Regions from separate parts of the Homo sapiens genome. Here regions 1 and 2 are each linked to region 3. Evidence: chromatin loops called from intact Hi-C (ENCODE). Cell type or tissue: endothelial cell of umbilical vein. All regions are shown on one strand. Links, peaks and the distances in the headings refer to the core of each region. The heading gives the core; the rest is flanking DNA. Region 1 overlaps BCO2 (beta-carotene oxygenase 2). Region 2 has its middle 32 kb from the start of LINC02764. Region 3 has its middle 57 kb from the start of DRD2.

Region 1 (6,593 bases), core at 614-5,613, 1.3 Mb before region 3:
GGAAGGCCATAATAACAATTTGTATTTGCAAAGGAATTTGTTATTTACGAACTACTTACACATATTTAGTTATCAAAACAACTTTGTGGGATACCATTTTATACATGTGGAATTTGTAAAGTAAACAAGTTGAAGTAGACTTGCATCAGATCTCCTGGTGGTAAAGCCAGTATTTAAATCCAAGTCTTTTGACTTCCAGTCTAATGTTTATATCATCATGTGTGCTGCCAATTTCAATGAACTGACCTCCAAGTCCAATGTCATCAGTCCTGGTCCAGTGTCCCAATAACACTATGCACTATCTGACTTCTTGTCTAGGGCAATCTTATGGCAAATAGGTTCACTTTGAGTATCAACTTTGATTAATTATTAGTGGCTGCCTGGGGTGCAGGGCTCTGAGGCCTTTTAAGGGTTCAGTAAGAAAGGCTGTGATCAATTAGCGATATCTGCCATGGGCTTTAGGAGGACTTTGTCCTCATGCCATGCACTTGCCATTCCTGGAATTAGATTTGGCAGATCTCAATCTGCCTTGCAATGCTGGCCTTTAAACAGCTCCAAAGTAACACAAAATGGAGGCATTTCTAACTTGGAAGAAAGAGTTTCTGTCTTTTAGAAGATTGGAAAGGCACAAGCAAAAATATTAAACTCAAAGAAATTCTGTGAAGGTGATTGATAGAAACAACTTAATTTCTTTGCTGTAGGTATGAACTTCTTTAGCCATGATATCCTTTCCAGTCCAGTTCAGCAACTGAGGAAACAATTTGTGAGTGTATAGGTGAGGCACTGTGCTAGGTTCTGGGGAGAGGTATGAAGATGTGTAAGACATGGTCTTGCTCTTTCTTTCTCTCTCTCTCTTTTCTTTTCTTTTTAAAGACAGGGTCTCGCTCTGTCACCCAGGTTGGAGTGCAGTGGCACAGTCTCAGCCCACTGCAACCTCTGCCTCCCAGGCTCAAGCGATCCTCCTGCCTCAGCCTCTGAGTAGCTGGTACTACAGGTGTGCACCACCACGCCTGGTTAATTTTTGTATTTTTTATAGAGATGGGGTTTTGCCATGTTGCCGAGGCTGGTCTTCAACCATGATCTCAAGCAATCCACCCACCTCGGCCTCCCAAAGTGCTAGGATTACAGGTGTGAGCCACTGTGCCTGACCAACATGGTCTCTCCATTAGGAATTTTACAGCTTAGTGGAGGAGACAGGCAAATTTTTGATGAAAAAAAGATAATTTTCAATATTGTCTTTTCTTTTCTAGAATGAAAGCAATTTTATCCTAGTTTTGGATGCCAAGAACTTTGAAGAGCTGGGCCGAGCAGAGGTACCTGTGCAGATGCCTTATGGGTTCCATGGTACCTTCATACCCATCTGATGGGACAACCACAAGGTCTGGAAACTAGGTTTAAAATAAGTGTGCACTTGGACATAAAGACTGGAGAAATAAACACTGAGGACTCCAAAAGGGGGGCAAGGAGGAAGAGGGGCAGGGGTTAAAAAGCTACCTATTGAATACTATGTTCCCTATTTGGGTGATGGGTTCGTTAGAAGTCCAAACCTCAGCAGCACACAATATACTCATGTAACAAGCCTGCACATGTACCCCAGAATCTAAAATAAAAATAAAAAGAAAAACAAAGAATGTACTCTATACAAAAGACAGAGCATAAAGGGCACCGTACCTCCCAAACCAATGTCCCAAATAGACATTTAGTTTAAAAATTTCTGTTAAAAACAGAATTCACTATTTCCTTGCCACTGCCAAGTCACGCCATGGCAGAGGCTCGAGTGCATACAAGCTTCGGTTTTACCCTTAATACACCATCATGACCAATGGAGGCATTGCTGCTGGAGGTGTCATGGCCATTAACACTACTTTATAAGAGGTGCGGAAGACTGCCCTCACTCATCATGGCCTAGCATGTGCAATTTGTGAAGCTGCCAAAGCGTTAGACAAGCACCAAGCCCACTTTTGTCTGCCTGCACCCAACTGCAATGAGCCTATGTATGTCAAGTTGGTGGAGTCCCATGGTGCTGAACACCAACTCACCCTAATTAAGGTTGATGACAACAAGAAACCAGAGGAATGGGTAGGCCTCTGTAAAACTGAGAGGGAAACCCCCGAAAAGTGGTTGGCTGCAGTTGTGCAGTAGTTAAGGACTAGGTCAAAGAATCTTAAGTCAAGGATGTCATCGAAGAGTATTTCAAATGTAAGAAATGAACAAATAAAACTTTGGCACTCATGTTTCTTAAGAAAAAACACCACAAAGCAGAATTCATAATATAACTATGGTTATAGATATTTATTTTTTAGGGCTCTTACTTGAAATAATTAAGAAAGTATTGATACAACCTTTTGAAGAGGGTTTTAAATTTCATTTATTGGATATATCTTCCTCTAGGTAATAATAAGAATACACGAAATAAAAATTCATGTATTTTGGTCATTACTGCAAGAATTAAAGAAAGAGGAAAGAAACATGAAAGGTGGCTTGCCAGTTAAGACAGGTTTATTTTAGAAAAAACAAACCCGAGAGGAGCCTTTTGGCTGAGTTAGATTAGAGGCACACTTTTTTACAGACTAAGAGTTTTTAAGGATTCAGGGTGGGAGAGTTTATTAGAGGCTTGGACTGCTTCTGTGTTTCTTTGTTGTGTTTATTTGGGAGGGAGAGTTGTGTGTTTGTTCCCATACATATTTTTTTGCAGCTGCAGGCATACCCCCCAAAGTCTGCTTTTAGCTTCCCTATCTTAGTGCACCTGAAGGGAGAGGAATGTCCTTATTAAGGCCCACTGTTTCACTGGGGCCCATTATATGAGGGTGAAATTTGGCAGTTACCCAAGAGACTTTCCCCCTACTTCCCTCTGTGCCCGTGCTGTTTTATTTGTGTTTTACTGTCTGCTTTTTCTGTTTGCTTGTAGTTAGAAGAGAAGTGATTTCCTTGAAATGCATGAGGCTAGAAAGGGAGCTGGAACTTAAAGTGGCGGTTTGTCCAAAATAAAGATGCTCCTGCTCTGTCAATTACCATCATCGGATAGGTGGATGACAGAGGTCCTAGGAGAAGAAATACAAATGATCATAGATAGTAGACTTTGAATACAAATCTGAAAAGCACCTTGTTCTTTCCATCACAGTCTGCCTGTTACCATTGGTCCTAAGGTACTCAGAAGACAGGAAGCTGGCTATATCCTGCATGGAGGCTTCTTCTAAACTGTTTTTTTCTCTGCTGTCCACAGCAGATGCTACTGCAATTGCACAACCCTCCTATGGACCACCCACTACCCCCACCCCACCCTCAGCTCGGCTTTGGGAGCTTATTTTGAGGAACATCACTAAAATCAGGCATTTATTCTAATCTCTACGTGTATAGTTCTCAGGGATGGATGACAAGCCAGTAGTGCTTCATTTAATTGGACAGCAGGTGGCACTAGAGACCATATAATCTTCACATTTCTAAACCCTGCCTGATCTTACCAACAGCCGTAGGCAGGCAAGGTCTGTCACTTAAACGACACTCTTGCCAACACCCCCAAAATCCCTTGTTCCCTTTTCCTTCAGTTACACTCCCTTCCCTCTGCTGAACACCATTCCAGGACCAGTTAAACTGTTTATGCTCCTTCCACATGGTGAATGCTCTGGAGAAGACCCCCAGACATACAATATGTGGCACCTGTGAACTCATGGTTAGGCTCTCTGCACCGTCCTGGACTAACATAGTTTCCTGTCTAATTTTCCTTAAGAGTCACTTCAAACTTCACAGACCCCATCTTCTTTAGTGATGTGTTCCATACATGCAAATGCCATGCGTGGAGCTTTGCACTGTGGCAATAAAGTAAAAGGGCTGAGTTCCATGTCTGGGTTTGTGAGATGCAGAACACAGCAGCAGGTTTAGAATGGCAAGAAGATGCCTAAACAGAACTAATGCAGCAGATGCAGGAGCAAAGAGCCTCAGGTAACCATGAGAGTGTAAGTCCCCCAGTGTTTCCTTTCACAGAAGTCCCTGAAAAGGCATTCATTGTACTTCCTCAGACAAAACATGGAGATTTGATTGATCTTCCTAGATCTGAAGGGTGAAGGAGACTCTGGATGACCTCTGGCAAGTCCATAGATCTGTCACATCTTTCCTCTGTTTATAAATCTCTATCTTAATACACAGGGAATGAAGTTCAGACATATGAAGGATAGCAGTATAATCATAAGATTTTGACCTAAGGATACCTGAATTCTGCCTTGGCTCTGCTCTGCTCTCTGTTTCTTGAAGGAGAACACAAAAAAGGATCAGTGGCATGTTATAATCTAGGCATATATGCCTGGTAATCCAAGGGAGAAAGTTCTGGTAAAATTGAGTGAGCATATGACCAAGGCCCAAAGCATAGGCTGGGCCTCTTCCTCTGCCTAAGCCCAACTCTTACCACTAGCCAGTGTCTGAGGATTCAAGGAAAGGGAGTAAGTGGTGCACAATTGAGGGGAAAAGGAAGAGGCAAATGGGCAGGTTGGGTCCTCCACAGGAGGCAAGCAGTAGGAAAACGTATGAACCAGCCAGCTAGGCCTCCTTGGGGCAGGGTGGGAGTAGGGGAGAGCTTTGGCTTGATTTTTTTTTTTTTCCTCTGAGCATAGCTCTGGAGAGTAAGCAACACCATGTGTGGTACTTCTAACACATTGTAGGCCTGCCTGTGAGTCAACAAGGCCCAACCAGTGCCTGGAAATGTGATTTAAGCAGATGAAAATTCCCTTTTTGTGGGGAGCTACAAGGGAGATAAGGGGGTGAAACCTCCTTTCGTTTATACTTAAATGACATTCAAGGCCTTTCAATAATTTGGTCCCCAATCAATGTTTCCAGTCTTACCTCTCACCTATCTCCCCATTGTAGCCAAGAACTCTTCAATATGCAGTAAACAAGCTGTACTTTTCCACATTTCCTTTGCTTACATTCTCTTCCTGGAATTCCCTTATCTACCTGGTGAATCTTAAAATCCAGCTCAAAAGTCATCTCTTCTTTGAAGCCTTCTTTTACTTCCTGAGGGAGAATTAGTGTTTTTTTTCTTTTTTAGTTTGTCATGATTTATTTCTGTGTTTAGCTCCCTCACTAGCTTGAACTGTATGAGGACAGGAAACGTGTTTATTATTCATACTGCGCCCCTGGCACTTAGCAGTGCACTTGGCATTCATTAGATGTTAAATAAACACTTTTTTTTTAACTTAATAAGTGAATGAGGACCAGAAGGTGATAGATATGGGGCCTACCTTGCCAATATATGTCCATTGGAGTACCTTATGGGATCTTTTTTTTGGTGGGGGGGCTTGGGGGTATTTATTAAGTGATGCTTTAGTCTCAGTCTCTGCCAGCAACTGGGGTGTGGGTTGACTCCACTCGCCCCAGGATTTCCCAGACTTGCTGTTTTAGTGGAGAGAGGCAGGAAGCCAACTATCCTCTAAGCCCCAGCTTGGGAAGCTAGGCTAGTACTGGGGTGGGGGCAGCAGAGCTGAGACCCTCCACCCCCACCCCCAGCCCCCAGCCTCCCAGCCTGAGGGGGAGGAGCTGAGGCAATTTTGGCCGCAGCCTCCCACACACAGCCCTGCCCTTGGTGCGCCATTCACTGCCCTGAGTTATTCATGATCTCTGCTCCCACATATTCACCTTGACACTCCAAAAGCCAGCCCCACACCCAGCCCCTTCAGGTCTTTAGTCCTGGGGAGAGCAAAAGGAGGGACAGGGGCCCTTTGACTGAGCAGCTTCAAGGGGCCTCTCCTTTCTGTTACCCACTGAATGCCAGCCCCTTGTCTTCAGCCCTCCCTTAGATAGGAAGGAGGGTGGTGGCCTCAGACTGCACCCCCTTTCTTCTTCTTCTCTTCCTGGCATCCCATTCTGTCCCAGCACAGCAGCCAAGAGCACAAAGCACAGCACCTGTGAGGCTGGTGGGCACAGGAGCCCGTGCTGGCACAGGCCAAACTGCCTGCAGCCCTAGGTGGGGCCTGCTCCTGCCCTAGAAGCTAGACAGAGGGAGACAGAAAGCAGAAGTGGGGCAATGGGATGTGCGGCCCCTGTGGCAGGAGGAGGAGCACACGAACCCTGACCCTGCTTCTTGGTGCAGGCCACTCCAGGCCTTGCTTCTGTAAGAGACTCTGTGGCTGGCTCCAGAGCTGCCCGGCCCCCATAAAGGGGGCTGAAAGGAGGATGGGTGGTCCTTGAGGAGGGGAAGGGTCTGCAGAGAATCGCTCAGACACCAGGTATTACCCAGCTATTCCCCCAAGACCTGGAGGGTCCAAACTCCTGGCCCCAACCACCTGCATCTTGGGTGAGGAAGAAGGGCCTCTTCTGCTGTTCCTTCCCCTCAGAGATCCAAGAACCCACTCCAGTGAAATGCAGGTACCCATGCCTGCCACCTGCCCCTGGAGACAGCAGGGGAGTTGAGGCAGGAAGGCTGGCCAGGGGCCCTTATGGGATCTTTTAGTAGAAGCTAGCCTTCTGAGACAACGCAGCCAAGCACAAGCCAGTAAATGTTGCAAGAGTGAAGGGAGAACTATACCTAAATGGCTGTTGATCTCAAGGCACTGAAAGCTAAGTTAAGAGGAATGTTATTTGCTTATTGGTTAGTGTGTTAGTCT
Region 2 (6,593 bases), core at 1,063-6,062, 940 kb before region 3:
AGCAGACCTGGAGGACATAAATGGGCCAGGTGAATTAGGTTGTGTGCTTCAGTGTGTGAGACACGCGAAAACCTCCATCTTCTTCCCTGTGAGATTTTTCTGTAAAGTCTACAAAAAAGTCGCAACATCTGAGTGTAGCTGATTACTTATGATAAAGTGAAGGAGCTGAGGTCAAGCCCAAGGGTGTGACAAGAGAATCGCACCCTGGAGTCAGAGTGGGGCTGCTCTGAACACGCATGGGTATCTTTGGGCTCCGTAGGAAACGATGCACCCCTGACCTGATTCAGCCAGCACAGGGTGTGGTCAGTTAAGGGCAGAACCTTTATGGGGAGAAAAAGGCTTCTTTCTTGCAGGTGAGTTTAGCCCCAGGGCAGGGAGCACAGCGTGGCAAGCAGTGGGAGGGCTCAACTTCTGGCCCCTCACCCCCTCTGCTGGCTGTCTTTGGACAGGTATAAACTGCAGTATGATCTTCAGGGGACCAGACATTTGTCTGACACAGAAGGACAGCAGACATCTGGGTTACAAGGTTGTGATGATGCTGAGAGGTGTGGAGTTGTGTAGAGGTGTGGAGTTGTGTAGAGGTGTGGCCAGGTGGCCTCCAGGCCTAGGAGAGGGAAATGCGTTCTGCCTGGCCAGGAGGGCTCTCAGGTTGAAAAGATCTTCTGTTTAAGCCGAAGCCTGGGGAAAGAGTAGAATCTCATCAGAGAGATGACAGAGACAAGGCCCTTTCTGCCCCTGGAAAGCAAACATAAGTATGAATTTAGAACACTCTAGGTGGCTGATAGCATCATGAACTGCAAACATTAGCTCTCTACAAAAATTCTCCATAAGAAAGGAAGACCTCCATGCTTGTCACGCATTGCAGCTTCAAAGCAAGTCTTCTACTTCTCCTTCTAGTTAAGCTATTGGTCTTAACTTCTCCTGCACAGAAGATGCCAGTGGACTCACTGATCATCCATAACTGGTGTGTGAGATGGGTAGGCAGGAGGAGAGGATTCCTGGAGATGAGGGTGGGAAGGAAGTTTGAGCAAAATGTAAAGGAGTTGTAAAGGGGTGCAGGTAAGGTTTCTATTACAAGGTTACTGGGGACAGTTAGTTATCATTAGCTCTCACACCAGTTGGTACATCTGTTGAGCTACCCTGTCTCCTAGCAAGGCACTCACAGAGCAGGACACAGGACAGGTGAGCTAGGATGTAAGGCTTGGAGAGGGGAATCCTCTTTAGGAGGACAAGGCTGGGTGGGGTGGCAGAGAGGAGTCCAGAAACACAATGGGCAACTAGTAGTCAGGGCATAGGGAGGGATGATAAACTTCATTCACCTATTCTCATTTTCAAATACTATGTGGTAAACAGCTACCATGTGCCAGGTATGATGCTAGGCCTTGGAGTATACAAATGAATACTTCTTTTTCTCCTCTATCTACTTCAGTTTATTTTCTAGGTCTGGCCATGATACATACTCACCACTTTGCCTATCTTGACTGTACCAGAATTCACGATTCCGTTTTCAGAATTCAGAACTGACATGCTAGCATCTCTCTTTTCTCTCTGGAACACAGGGGGTCTGGAGTAGGAGTGTTCCCTAAGGAAGCAGGGACAGTCAGTGAGTGAAGAGAAACAGGCTGGGCCGAATGGGAGTTGTGTCCAGTCAACTGGGAAGAACAATGGAATATGGTGATTGATAGCTTGCATTGGCTCTGAATTCTTAAGGAAAATGAAGCCTACAGCAGAGCTATAATAACATATATCATCTCTTCCCTGGGAAGGAGAAGCAGTTGTACCTTCCTACCTATTAATCACATCTTCCATTAATCAGGATAACTCACCATAATTGTGATTACAGTTGGGAATCAATTAATGTTCACCTTAAAATAAAGTGTAGAGAGGAGAGCAATTAACGTAATAGAGTTAGAGCATCAAAATGACACAAATGTTATTGACAATTATGAATCACATCTTGCAGTTTTCGGGTCCTCTGCTCTTTCATGGAGGGGTTTACAGTGGAGGAGGGGAAGCAGTATCAGATCTTCCAGGTGAAAAACGTGAGGTCTGGCTCTCCTCATTACTATCCACTAAAGCAACATGCCAGTGGCTTCCAAGCCATCTTCTGCCTCCCTTTACTGCCTCCAGTTCCATTGGCTGCTCCATGGACATCATGCTTCTCTAGGCTACCCCTGTCTACATGACTAACTGACTACTAGCCTGAATTCTTAAGGAAAATGCAGCCTGCAGCTGATTAACAAGCCTCCAGGACAAAAAGGAACAGGCCCAAAGAAGAGCCAAATTTCCCTGTTGTTAGAAAGCCCGATGTATCTCAGGCTTGGCCTAGCTTTTTTTTTTTTTTTTCCCAAAAGAAAAGTCTGTGGTCTTTCAGACATGGACCATTTGGGTGTTTGTTTGATGGGTGTCATCTGGAAGGGATTAATAATATGAAATAGATTTAACATAACCTAAACAGAAAAACAATTCATATTGAACTCTTTAAGGAAGCACTTCTTGCATCTGTTTATGCTCTTTTCTCCCTTGTAACAACCCTGAGAGGGAGGTAGGCTGAGGTTTTTATTTTCTTTCTTTTGACTTTTTCAGATGTAGAAAGCAAAGTCTGACTGAGTGAAGGACTTGCTAAGTTCACACAGTTACAGGCAGGCTGGAGCCCAGGTAGGCTGTCTTATCATTAGGCCTGCTGTACAAAAATTGTTTTAACACATCTTACCTGATGGGCGCTCAAGTCATATTCAACCTGAAACAATCTCCTTTTCTGGATGAAATGCTCCTTGGGAAGCACTCCAGATGATGGTAAAAGATCCTGAGTTCAGTCCACCCCAGGCCTTTAACACACGTCTGCCAAAACTTGAGGAAATCTTGCAAAGGAAAATTTAGACTTGAAGCATTCAAATTCACCTGGAAGAGATCTCAGGGGTAATCAGATCCACTGGTTCATTTTCCAGATGAGGAAACTGAAGCCTGGAGTGGTAGGGGAAGTAAGGAGTGACTGGGGTCCATTTCCAGCTTTGGACAGAAACCTCATAGCCTCACTGGGCAAAGGGGATGGGATTGGGTTGTAATCTAAGAGAAATTGAAGCTGCAATAACTGAAAAAGAAATATTTGCAGGCTTTACCCAAATGCTTTGTGTAGATTTGGTCTGTGTCCATATGTGGTTGTTGATTCAAATATTTTGAGTCCTGCCAAATTTCCCATTTATCTTAAAGATGAATTTATACATATTTGCTGATTCTTTAAGTAGCTAATCTTTCATCTTTTAAACTCTCTGAAAATTCCAGATTAGCGTCTGAAAGTGAACATCTATAGATATGTGTCTGTCGGGGGAACAGCCATTGCAGGTAAACAGAAGCTCTGACAGAGGTGAAGTTCCGGGGTCTGGGCCTAGCCCCTTTTTTCTTCCCTACCCAGAAAAGGGCATTTCATACCCATTGCCCAGGGGCCAAGCCCTGGGGGCTGCCTGGACAGGGTGGCACAGCCCTACATGAGAATGGCTGTAGAGGCTGAGATTTCTGTTTGCTAGCTGAGGGCTTCTTCCCTCCACCTCAGCCATGCCCAAGGACCAGTCTGGCTACTGCAGCAGCCGGCATGGACCTCTCAGAATACAGCAGTGAGGCTGTTATCCGTAGTCTTCACATCGAGCCTTTGTATGTCTCAGAATGTCAGTTTTGATTCAATTGCCAAATAAACTTCAGAACATTGATGACCCACAGGCACTGAGTTTTTTCTTTTTTCTCTTTTAATCTCTGTCAGAAAAGAGAAATTGCGTATGGGGATATTCCAGGGTGATTGATCTGTAATCCTACCTACAGGCCGCCCTGAGATCTGCTGCCCTAATTAAGCATAGCTTCTCTTAAGATCAATGCCCAACATCCTGCACATTAGTCATTAGAACTTCAAAGGCCTCCATATCCACTAGATGGCAGTAGTCAGTTAATCATGTAGACGGGTAGCCTAGAGAAGCGTGGTCCCCGTGGAGCAGCCAAGCTCTAGGATTTATAATCAAGTCCAGAACGTCTGAATATAAAGATACCCTCTCCCCTCCTCCATGCCCCAGGGATTACTCTTGCTCTTTTAATTATTCTTTAAAATAACAGCTGCTTTGGGCTAGGCCATTTATGATCCACACATGACTACGGCAGAAAAGACATAGAGACCTCACCCAAAAGCTACAGCTGGGGGAGTGGTGTTTGAACTGTCCCTTGCTGAGTCAAGATGAAGTGCATTCAGCTGCTAGCTCCTACTGCTAGGAAAAGATTTCTCCATTGTCCTTTTAAGCCACAGCTCTCCAGGCTTTGAGGCCTTCAAATCAGGGACCTCAGCCAGACCCTGAGCCCCAAACCACAATTTACCACACAACTGTGCTGAGCTCTAACCAAGCACTAATATTAATTTATGGAACCACAAAGCTATTATTACAAAGTTTGTATTCTATTTATTTTTTTTCTGAAAATAAAAAAAAAAAAACACCTATTGAAAAATATGTCTGAACTGGAACCCAGCCTACATATTTCCTAGAACGACTGAATTGGGACTTGAGAATGTTCTGTGAACCTGAGTTGAACTGAATGTATATTTCATAGGCCTGGTGCCCTGGTTGAGACCCAGTTCTTTAAAAGACCCTTTATTTTAGCTGCAGGTGCTTCCAAGTCTGTGCTGGCCCCCAGTTTTGGAGAGTCTCAGAACTGGGTTGCCTGGTATGTACCCCCAAGGCAGCCTTTCGTTTAGAGATACCCCCAGCTCCTTCTGTAAGCTCCTTATTAGGCTGTTTTCTCTCGTTGGTCTTGATCATTTCTGTAGCAGCCAGAGAGTCTGATGGTTGGATCTGAGATTTATGTAGGACACTTGGCTAAAATATAAACAGTGGTTTAGAGAAAGGGAATCTGCTTTGTGTCAACAGTAATGTGAGGCTGGGGGGCCTCCAGCAAGCTGAATTGGATGTTTATCCACTGAATAAAGTCACTACATCATCTGGCCCTGTCTGAGCAGAGGGGCCCTGGTGGGAGAGCAGCAGACTCCCTGCCAACTCTGTAATCTGTTTCTGAACTTGCGGGAGGCCTCTTGGGCTGCCTGTCTCTTCTTACCGCACCTCACCTGGGTGGGCAGATGGAAAGGGGACCACCGAATCAGATTTAGTAAGCATCAATTTCTACTTCTAGGTGAGTTGATCACTTTTTGAGGGGGCACTTCATTTTATCCATGTGACAGCCCTCTGAGGACTTTAGGTGGATCCAGGCTTTGTGGGGTTTGAAGCTTGTACAATTAGAGGGAGGTGGCTTTAAGAAAAAGAGAATAAAATTACAAACACAAAAGTGAATCTTGATTCAGAATGACACAAAATGAATCTCACACACACAAAATCACTAGAGCCCTAGAAAGTCAGGTCTCTTTTGAGATCTCTTCAAGCAGTTTATCAGAAATGCTTATATAGAAACACTTCCACACATGCACACACACACACACAAACACACCCTCCATCCCTGTCAGCCAGACTTCCCCTTCCCCCAGAACACTTCCACACAGAAACTCCCCACGATCCCAGGACCATGAGGTGAAGGGGGTGGGAGGCTTAAGCTTTGCCAGGCAAATCTGCTCTGCAAGTAGTGTGATGACCGCCATTTTGCTCTGGTGATGCTGACTGACACATTATAGACTTGTGCAGGACACAGCCCTGATAAGGTGTGAAGCTGAAATTTGAAATCAGAACTTCTGCCTCTAAACCCTAATGTGCTTCCCACGGCAGGCTGCAGTCTCCCTCTATGCTGCCACAGTGCTCTGGGACTCTGTTGGTCTAGCCTGAAATCCACTCTGGAGGGCCAGTTTTGGTCTGAGTGGCAAATCCTACAATCCTCTTCCTTATCCTGAGGCCAAGGAGAAGCCCTAAGGACAGGAGAGCGGTGGTCCTTTCTGGGGGAGATGAACCGTTCCTGCTGTCGCAACTCCTTTCCTTCGAATGCTCGCTCCATTCTTGGTTGTTGACTCCTGCACCTGAAAAGGGCTTCACATCTTCTGCAAGGGACTGGCTTTCTGAGGGATAGGCTCTGTGAGAGGGGCTCTCAGGAGAGGCTGTCTGAGGAAGTGACTCTGTTTGAGAGGAGCTCTTGGATGAAGGGACTCTCCGAGGAGGGGCTTTTTTCGGAGGGACTGTCTGAGGAAGGGGCTTTCTGAGGGAGGTGCTCCCTGAGAGGGGCTCTCTAAGAGAGGGGCTGTCTTTGGGAGTGGCTCTCTGAAGGAGGTTCTCCCTGAGGGAGGCTGTCTTTGGGAGGGGCTGTCTGAGGAAAGGGCTGTCTGAGGGGGCCTCTCTTTGAGGAGGACTGTCTGAGGGAGGGGCTGTCTGAGGGAGGTGCTCCCTGAGGGGGGCTCTCTAAGTGAGGAGCTGTCCTTGGGAGCAGCTCTCTGAAGGATGTTCTCGCTGAGGGAGGCTGTCTTTGAGAAGGACTCTCTGAAGGAGGGGCTCTCTTGGCCTGTCCTGTCCTGTCAGACCCACAGGGCTAAGCGTGTCTTTGTTATGACTTTGTATCCAGGCCTCCCTTTTGAAGGCCTTTCTCTACTCTCACTTCTGACTGCCCTTCCTCTGAACCCTGTCTTCTTA
Region 3 (6,593 bases), core at 748-5,747:
TTTCACCTTCCAGACCTGCTCCATCAAGCCCTGTACTACTTTCCTAAGCAGCTAACGGCAGCTTCACTTCCAAGGGCCACATGGAACACTGCTACATTGGTGGTGCCCAGTGTGCACATTTACTGGTAATTATACCCTGAGTAGTCCCCTCCCACAGTGACTCTGAGCTCAGCCACATGACTTTCTCTGGCCAGTGAGACACTGGCAAGCATGCCACAAACAAAGGCTGGGTGGGTAAGTGCTTGAACACTGGGGCTTATCCTCTTGAAACTCTCCCTCCTGGAAGCCAGCTGTCAAGGTGTAAAGAAGCCTTGGGGAAACTAGCACTCTGTGAGAGGCCACATGGAGAGAAGCCTGAAGGAAGAGAGATCATCCTGGACATTCCAGCCTCTATAGACCTCCCAGGTGAATGCATTCTCATGATTGACCTCACCTGTATCTTGTAGAATGCAGAAAAACCACCTAGCTGAGCCCAACCAACCCACTGAATTGCCATTGTTCAATTTAGGCACTATTTGTTATGATCATTTTGAGGATGATTTGTTATGCCGCAATAGACAACAGAAACAGGCCAATATGGAAACTCCCATGTGCCTGATTCCTGGCACAGGAATACAGCTTCCCTGGCAAGCCTAGCTGGTCCCTGCAGCTGCCCAGTGTACCAAGGCCATTTGCTGGGACCAGGGCTGCCAGCAAAAGCCAGACCCAAGTTAGAAAATTAAGCCCCCAAATAAATGCACAACCATAAAATGGAAACACCCAAGAAAAGCCACAGCTGTATACAAATGTGAGTGGCCTTTGTCAGGGAGAAGAAAGGAAGGCCAGGCTGGGCTCTGATGTTGCCTTCCTCTGGACCTCCTTACAAGCACACCTGGCAGCAAAACTGCACGAAGCTCCAGCCTCTTGGGGCTTTTGATCTTGGAACAAAACAAAATAACATTCCACACCAACTCCTACCCAGCCCCATGCAGAAATTCAGGTGGTGTTAGACCCAAGGGGAATCCTGTGCTCTGGCCCCCTTCTGCTGCAGGGTAGAATCCACACTTTTTTCCCTTTGTCCAGCATCCCTATGTGCCTGGCATTGTGCACAGACCCATGATTGCTGCTTAGGAGCAGCAGGAGAAGAACCACCAACCAGGAGAGTAGACAGCACTCCTGGGAGCCACCAAGGGGAATCTTGAAAGTTGAGGAGCCCTAAAACAAGGATGTCTTTCTGTTTATTTATACACAGTATCCTTTTCTTCAAGACTAAGCTAGGTTTCTTTTTTTTTTTTTTTATACTTTGTGGCTCTTGCTTCAATTACAATTAAATCACTTTTGTGAATATAAAATCCTTCTTTTCCAGCAGAAAGGCAGCTCCTTGAGAGCAGAGACTATGCCTACCTGATTCTACATTGCAACTGTGTTGCCCAGCACAGAGCATGGCACATACTGAGTACTCGGCAAGTAGCTGCGGAATGAATAAATGAAATGAATGAATGTGAAGCCCAGTGTCCTGCATGCAGGATTTCTTGTTGATGATGCTGATGATGCTGTCTCACACCTCTGTGCCTTTACATGTGCTGTTCCTTTGCCCAACATCCCTTTCTCTCCTCTGTCCCCCACACAGCCCTCTTACTAGCTCTGGAATGGTGAGCTCATTTCAGACCTCTTTGATCTTCAGTTTGTTCCTCCAGACACGGGGATAACACCTGCCTTAGAAAGAGGGTGTAAGAGTGAACTCTGACCATGCCTATAAATTGCCTGGCTTCAATAATGCTAGCGGGCTTTCTCTGACTTCTAGCAAAGATTCCCATGACCATTTCTTGGTACCGTGTTCTCAGCCCCTGGTGCTGTGTAGCCAGAAGTCATTTTTATCATAAAGTAGTTAGGCAGTGATGGGAAACCATCAGGTGAGCTAGATCCATGTTTCTCAGATTTTATTGTACGTGAGCATTACTTGGGGATCATGTTAAAATACAGATTCTAATTCAGGAAGTCTGCGTAAGGAAGGGTGCTGAGATTTTGCATTTCTAGCAAGCACTCCAAGGACGGGATCCTGCAGCCCTAGGAAGCACTCTTTGAGGAGCAAGAGGATACAACACCAGCCTTAAGACAAGCCAGGAGAGAGGCAGGGGCAGCCATAGGGTGGCCACTGGAATCAGGCATGGGCAGTGGTGGCTGTGGCTCAGGCTGTTTGGGTGACAATACCCCTGGCTAGTAGGTGGTAGAACCCGATGCTAGTAGCTCTAGGGCCCCTGCCTAGAGGCTGCACAGCTGAACTCCAGGGAACGCCTGGAGCAGACGTTTCATTTTCCAGTTGGTGGAAGTAGGAGGAAGCAGGGGAGTTTTCTTCTGGTGAGGTTGCTCTCAGAATTGGTGCCAGAAAGACATATGTTCCCAGTTGCAAGTTTCTGAGCCTCTGCCTCTCACCCCTCCTACTAGAGGGCAGTTGAGAAGAACACTAATCATAAAAGGAGGCCACATGACACGTGTTACTCTGAGGAGCAGGAAGGCCTCCCTGGGCAATGTCCCTGACTGGGAGCTGATACTGCAGGAAAGGAAGGGGGAAACTAGGGCCAGACTTTTCAAGGAGCTTAGTAAGACCTGTCGGGGCCTGCTGGTGGCACATGGCACATTCCTTGTGACCTCCTGGCAGCCCTGGAGGAGAACAAGCAGAGCCCACCCAGGTCAGAAGGGGCCTCTTCTCCTCTGGGCTCAGGAAAGTGGGGAGAGAAGCGCTTTACCTGCATTGTCTCTGTGGTTCCCAACCTTCCTGGGGGTTCCTGGGGGCTTCTGAGGACTCTTGTTTCATGTCTAAGCCATCTGCAGATCCCTTCACAAGAGCAGCCACAGTGCTTAGCGTCTGTTGATTGAAAACAATGCCATGACAAAAGCCAACGGGGCTGTTCACTGATTTCCAGCTTTATTCTAAGAACACTGATGGACGTATGAAAACTGCTGACCATCTATGACCAGTCGGCCTTAATTCAGTGTGCGGGTAACGGACTTAAGGTGTCAGTGGTAACACAGATCTTTTGCAATCATTCTGTATCTCCCCTCCCTTCTTGGTCTTTGTTATCTCATTTAATCCTGAATCCTTTATCTCATGGAGCCTTCACAGCAACCCTTGAAAGTAGGGTATTGCTACCCTCATTTTACAGACCAGCAAGCTGAATCTCTAATAGGTCAAGTGCACTGTCCAAAGCCACTTGTTGAGGAAGAAGCAGAATCAGGTTTGTAGCCCGGGTTTTTCTGACACTGCAGCCGACCTCTTTCCACTGTATTCCTGGGGACTTCCTTAGCCGCGGCTTAGCATGGAATCACTCTGGCGCCCTCTGGAGGTCACTCTTCCATCCTGCCCCTTGGTTCCCAATGAAGTCCAGTTAATCACAAATTAATACCCATTGCTTTCCTTTTCTTTTTTGTAAGGTCTGGCACCCTGAAGAGACTCTTAAGTGAAATATAGCTGATTATTATAAAAATGTGTCTAAGAATGGAGACACGTGCAAGGGCTCTCAGCCCACTCTCACAGCCTAGGGAGAAGAGGAGGTGATGGAGGAGGAGGTGACAGGCCCCCTCCACCCCCACCCCACGCCCACCCCCACGTGGCCCCACAGCTGTCTGTCTGTGTCAAATGTTCTAAGCAGAGGTTGGGGGCTTCACTCCCCACACAAAGAGAGTTCAGAGCTGTCAGCACCTTTCCCACGGTACACTAGGTGCTGAGGAACAGGTGATAATTACAGCCCTGTCACCCTCATCACCTCTGAGCTGGATGAGTTTTTTTCTAAAAACAAATGTTGTGCTGCCTGAAGATCAAAGTTGGAGCTTAGGTTGGGGAAATACACACATGCAGGCTGCTGCTCTTTTCCATGAAGCACAGGGAATTGGCTTGGAAAACACCTTGGAGATGGCTGTCTTGGCCTCCTGCCAGGGGAAAGAGATCGTAGGAGGGAGGAGGAGGCTGCCTGGCCTCCATAGGTGCACCTTCTGCCTCCTGAGAGAGGTGATCCTTCACCAGCCAGCATGGCGGGTCAGAGTTCCATCCCTCTGCCCTTTGGAGAAAAGGAACCTGCGTGGCCCTTCACATCTTAGAAGGAACCTTTCATGTAGCGCCCACCTGTACCTCTGAAGTCAACTCTCTTCTCCAACTTAAATGCTCTCCAACTCTTTGGATTTTTAATTTAAAAGGACTCAAAGCTCCTCAGTCTCCTCAAGGTCTCCCTGTCCTCAGGACTCACCATCATGTATCTGTGAACATCTGTGTTAAAAAGCAGCAATGAGACTAAAATATTCTGGAAATATGTACTCAGATTTTCACATTCAGATTTACACACACTTCTATAAGCCAAAACAATTTCCTATACAAACAAATGTCATTCCACATAATATCTACTGTTAATTGAGTATTTTACTATACACCAAGCATTGTGATAAGCATTTACACATGTTACCCCATTTAGTCTTCATGCAGCCTTATGAGATGGGTATAGAGACTGTGTATATCACCATCACTTTACAGGTAAGGAAACTAAACCCTAAAGATGTTAGGAATTTACCGGAGTCTCAGAGCTAATGAAGTATTGAGAAAGCACTGAACTCCATACCTGTTTGTCTCCAAAACTCCACGCTGTTAACCACTCCTCTATCTCTTCTACCTCATACAAAATCATGTAATGTTGTTTTACATAAAACTGTACATACACTCCAATATAGCTCTACTTAATTGCATTTATAATGACATAAGCATGCTCAGGAAGGGATCCCAGTAAGTCCCTGCAAGTTGTCATAAAATCAAAATTTCTATTTTTAAAAAAAGACCCTATAGAAATAGGGTCCTCTCCCAGTGTAACTTACCTAATCAACTTTACTTACAACTACTTATCATTCTAGAAACTATCATTTAGACAAAAGCAAAGCAATTAATGTATTGAAATACATTCTTGGTTTGCCTCAGCAATTTAATCTCTCAGAAAGCAGAGGTTGTGGGTAGAAGAAGGTATCTATTTGGAATCTAATTCTGCTTTAACAAGCGGCAACTGCTTAGAGAAGGAACAAAGAGAGAAATCCTGAGAAATAGTAGCCAGGTCACCTCAAAGTTCATGCTATTCACGAAGAAAAGAGCTGGGCATGGTCTTACTTGTACCTTAGTTTTTACAAGTCAGATTGCAAAATCTTCAGAGAAAAGATCGGCTGATCCCATGACCTGACACTCTCATGGCAGACAGCTCTGAAGGGATGACTTTCAAGAAAGAAATTCTGACAAGACAATTGCAAATGACTCTGATATAGAAGAAGTGTGATTGCACAGGATGAATACACACGAGTGACACAGACCTTTAAGTATAATGTCAGGAAGGCTGAAGCCCAGAATGAGCCGAAGCCAACACCACAAAAGGTCTTCTTGGGTAGAATAAGAGAAATGAGAACAAAGAAGGGCTAGATCCACCTCTCCAAGGACTAGCTGTATGACCTGGGGTGATTTTCTTAACCTCTCTGAACCTCACTCAGTTTCCTTGTCCATAAAATGGAAATAATAATTATTACACTGCAGGTTTCTTATGAGGATTACATGGAATGATGCATTAGAAAAACAAACAACAGGCTGGGCATGGTGGCTCATGCCTGTAATCCCAGCATTTTGGGAGGCTGAAGAGGGTGGATCACCTGAGATCAGGAGTTCGAGACCAGCCTGGCCAACATAGTGAAACCCCGTCTCTACTAAAAATACAAAAATTAGCTAGGTGTGGTGGTGCATGCCTGTAATCCCAGCTACTTGGGAGGCTGAGGCAGGAGAATTGCTTGAACCTGGGAGGTGGAGGTTGCAGTGAGCCAAGATGATGCCATTGCACTCCAGCCTCTGGGCAACAGAGTGAGACTCTGTCTCAAATCAAAAGAAAACAAACAAACAAAAATCTAGCACAGAAGAAGACATTCAAAAAATATAAGTTGTAAACATACGAAAAAAAGGTCATCATCACTGGTCATTAGAGAAATGCAAAACAAAACCACAATGAGACACCATCTCACACCAGTTAGAGTGACGATCATTAAAAAGTCAGGAAACAACAGATGCTGGAGAGGATGTGGAGAAATAGGAACGCTTTTACACTATTGGTGGGAGTGTAAATTAGTTCAACCATTATGGAAGACAGTGTGGCGATTCCTCAAGGATCTAGAACCAGAAATACCATTTGACCCAGCAATCCCATTACTGGGTGTATACCCAAAGGATTATAAATCATTCTGCTTTAAAGACACATGCACACGTATGTTTATTGCAGCACTATTCACAATAGCAAAGACTTGGAACCAACCCAAATGCCCATCAATAATAGATTGGATAAAGAACATATACACCATGGAATACTATGCAGCCATAAAACAGAATGAGTTCATGTCCTTTGCAGGGACATGGATGAAGCTGGAAACAATCATTCTCAGTGAACTAACACAGGAACAGAAAACCAAACACCGCATGTTCTCACTTATAAGTGGGAGTTGAATAATGAGAATACGTGGACACAGGGAGGGGAACATCACACACTGGGGCCTGCCGGGGTGTCGGGGGCAAGGGAGGGAGAGCGTTAGGACAAATACCGAATGCATGCAGG

Evidence for each region. A loop is a pair of places that touch in the nucleus more often than their neighbours do. Peaks named below come from ENCODE experiments on the same cell type or tissue, not always from the same donor. Only the 100,000 strongest peaks of a DNase experiment are listed, where the experiment ranks them.
Region 1: a loop joins it to region 3, with 25 times the contacts of the local background. A loop is called at or near these places in 11 of 110 quality-filtered maps.
Region 2: a loop joins it to region 3, with 4 times the contacts of the local background. A loop is called at or near these places in 3 of 110 quality-filtered maps.

Annotation. Positions count from the first base shown.
Region 1 is chr11:112,216,511-112,223,103 of GRCh38, forward strand. BCO2 (beta-carotene oxygenase 2) reads left to right here. Exons shown (of 12, transcript NM_031938.7): 12 at 1,251-2,436. The coding sequence ends at 1,364. It also overlaps the pseudogene RPS12P21. Among named protein-coding and RNA genes, the nearest start is that of PTS, 6.6 kb to the right of the region's middle. RefSeq lists a silencer at 3,543-3,750. In endothelial cell of umbilical vein, for the core only: a CTCF peak has its summit at 3,405 (motif pointing right); DNase peaks (open chromatin) are centred at 3,441 and 5,101.
Region 2 is chr11:112,584,431-112,591,023 of GRCh38, forward strand. No RefSeq gene overlaps it. Among named protein-coding and RNA genes, the nearest start is that of LINC02764, 32 kb to the left of the region's middle. In endothelial cell of umbilical vein, for the core only: a CTCF peak has its summit at 3,915 (motif pointing right); a DNase peak (open chromatin) is centred at 3,931.
Region 3 is chr11:113,529,582-113,536,174 of GRCh38, forward strand. No RefSeq gene overlaps it. Among named protein-coding and RNA genes, the nearest start is that of DRD2, 57 kb to the left of the region's middle. RefSeq lists a silencer at 3,146-3,440. In endothelial cell of umbilical vein, for the core only: a CTCF peak has its summit at 3,321 (motif pointing left); a DNase peak (open chromatin) is centred at 3,300.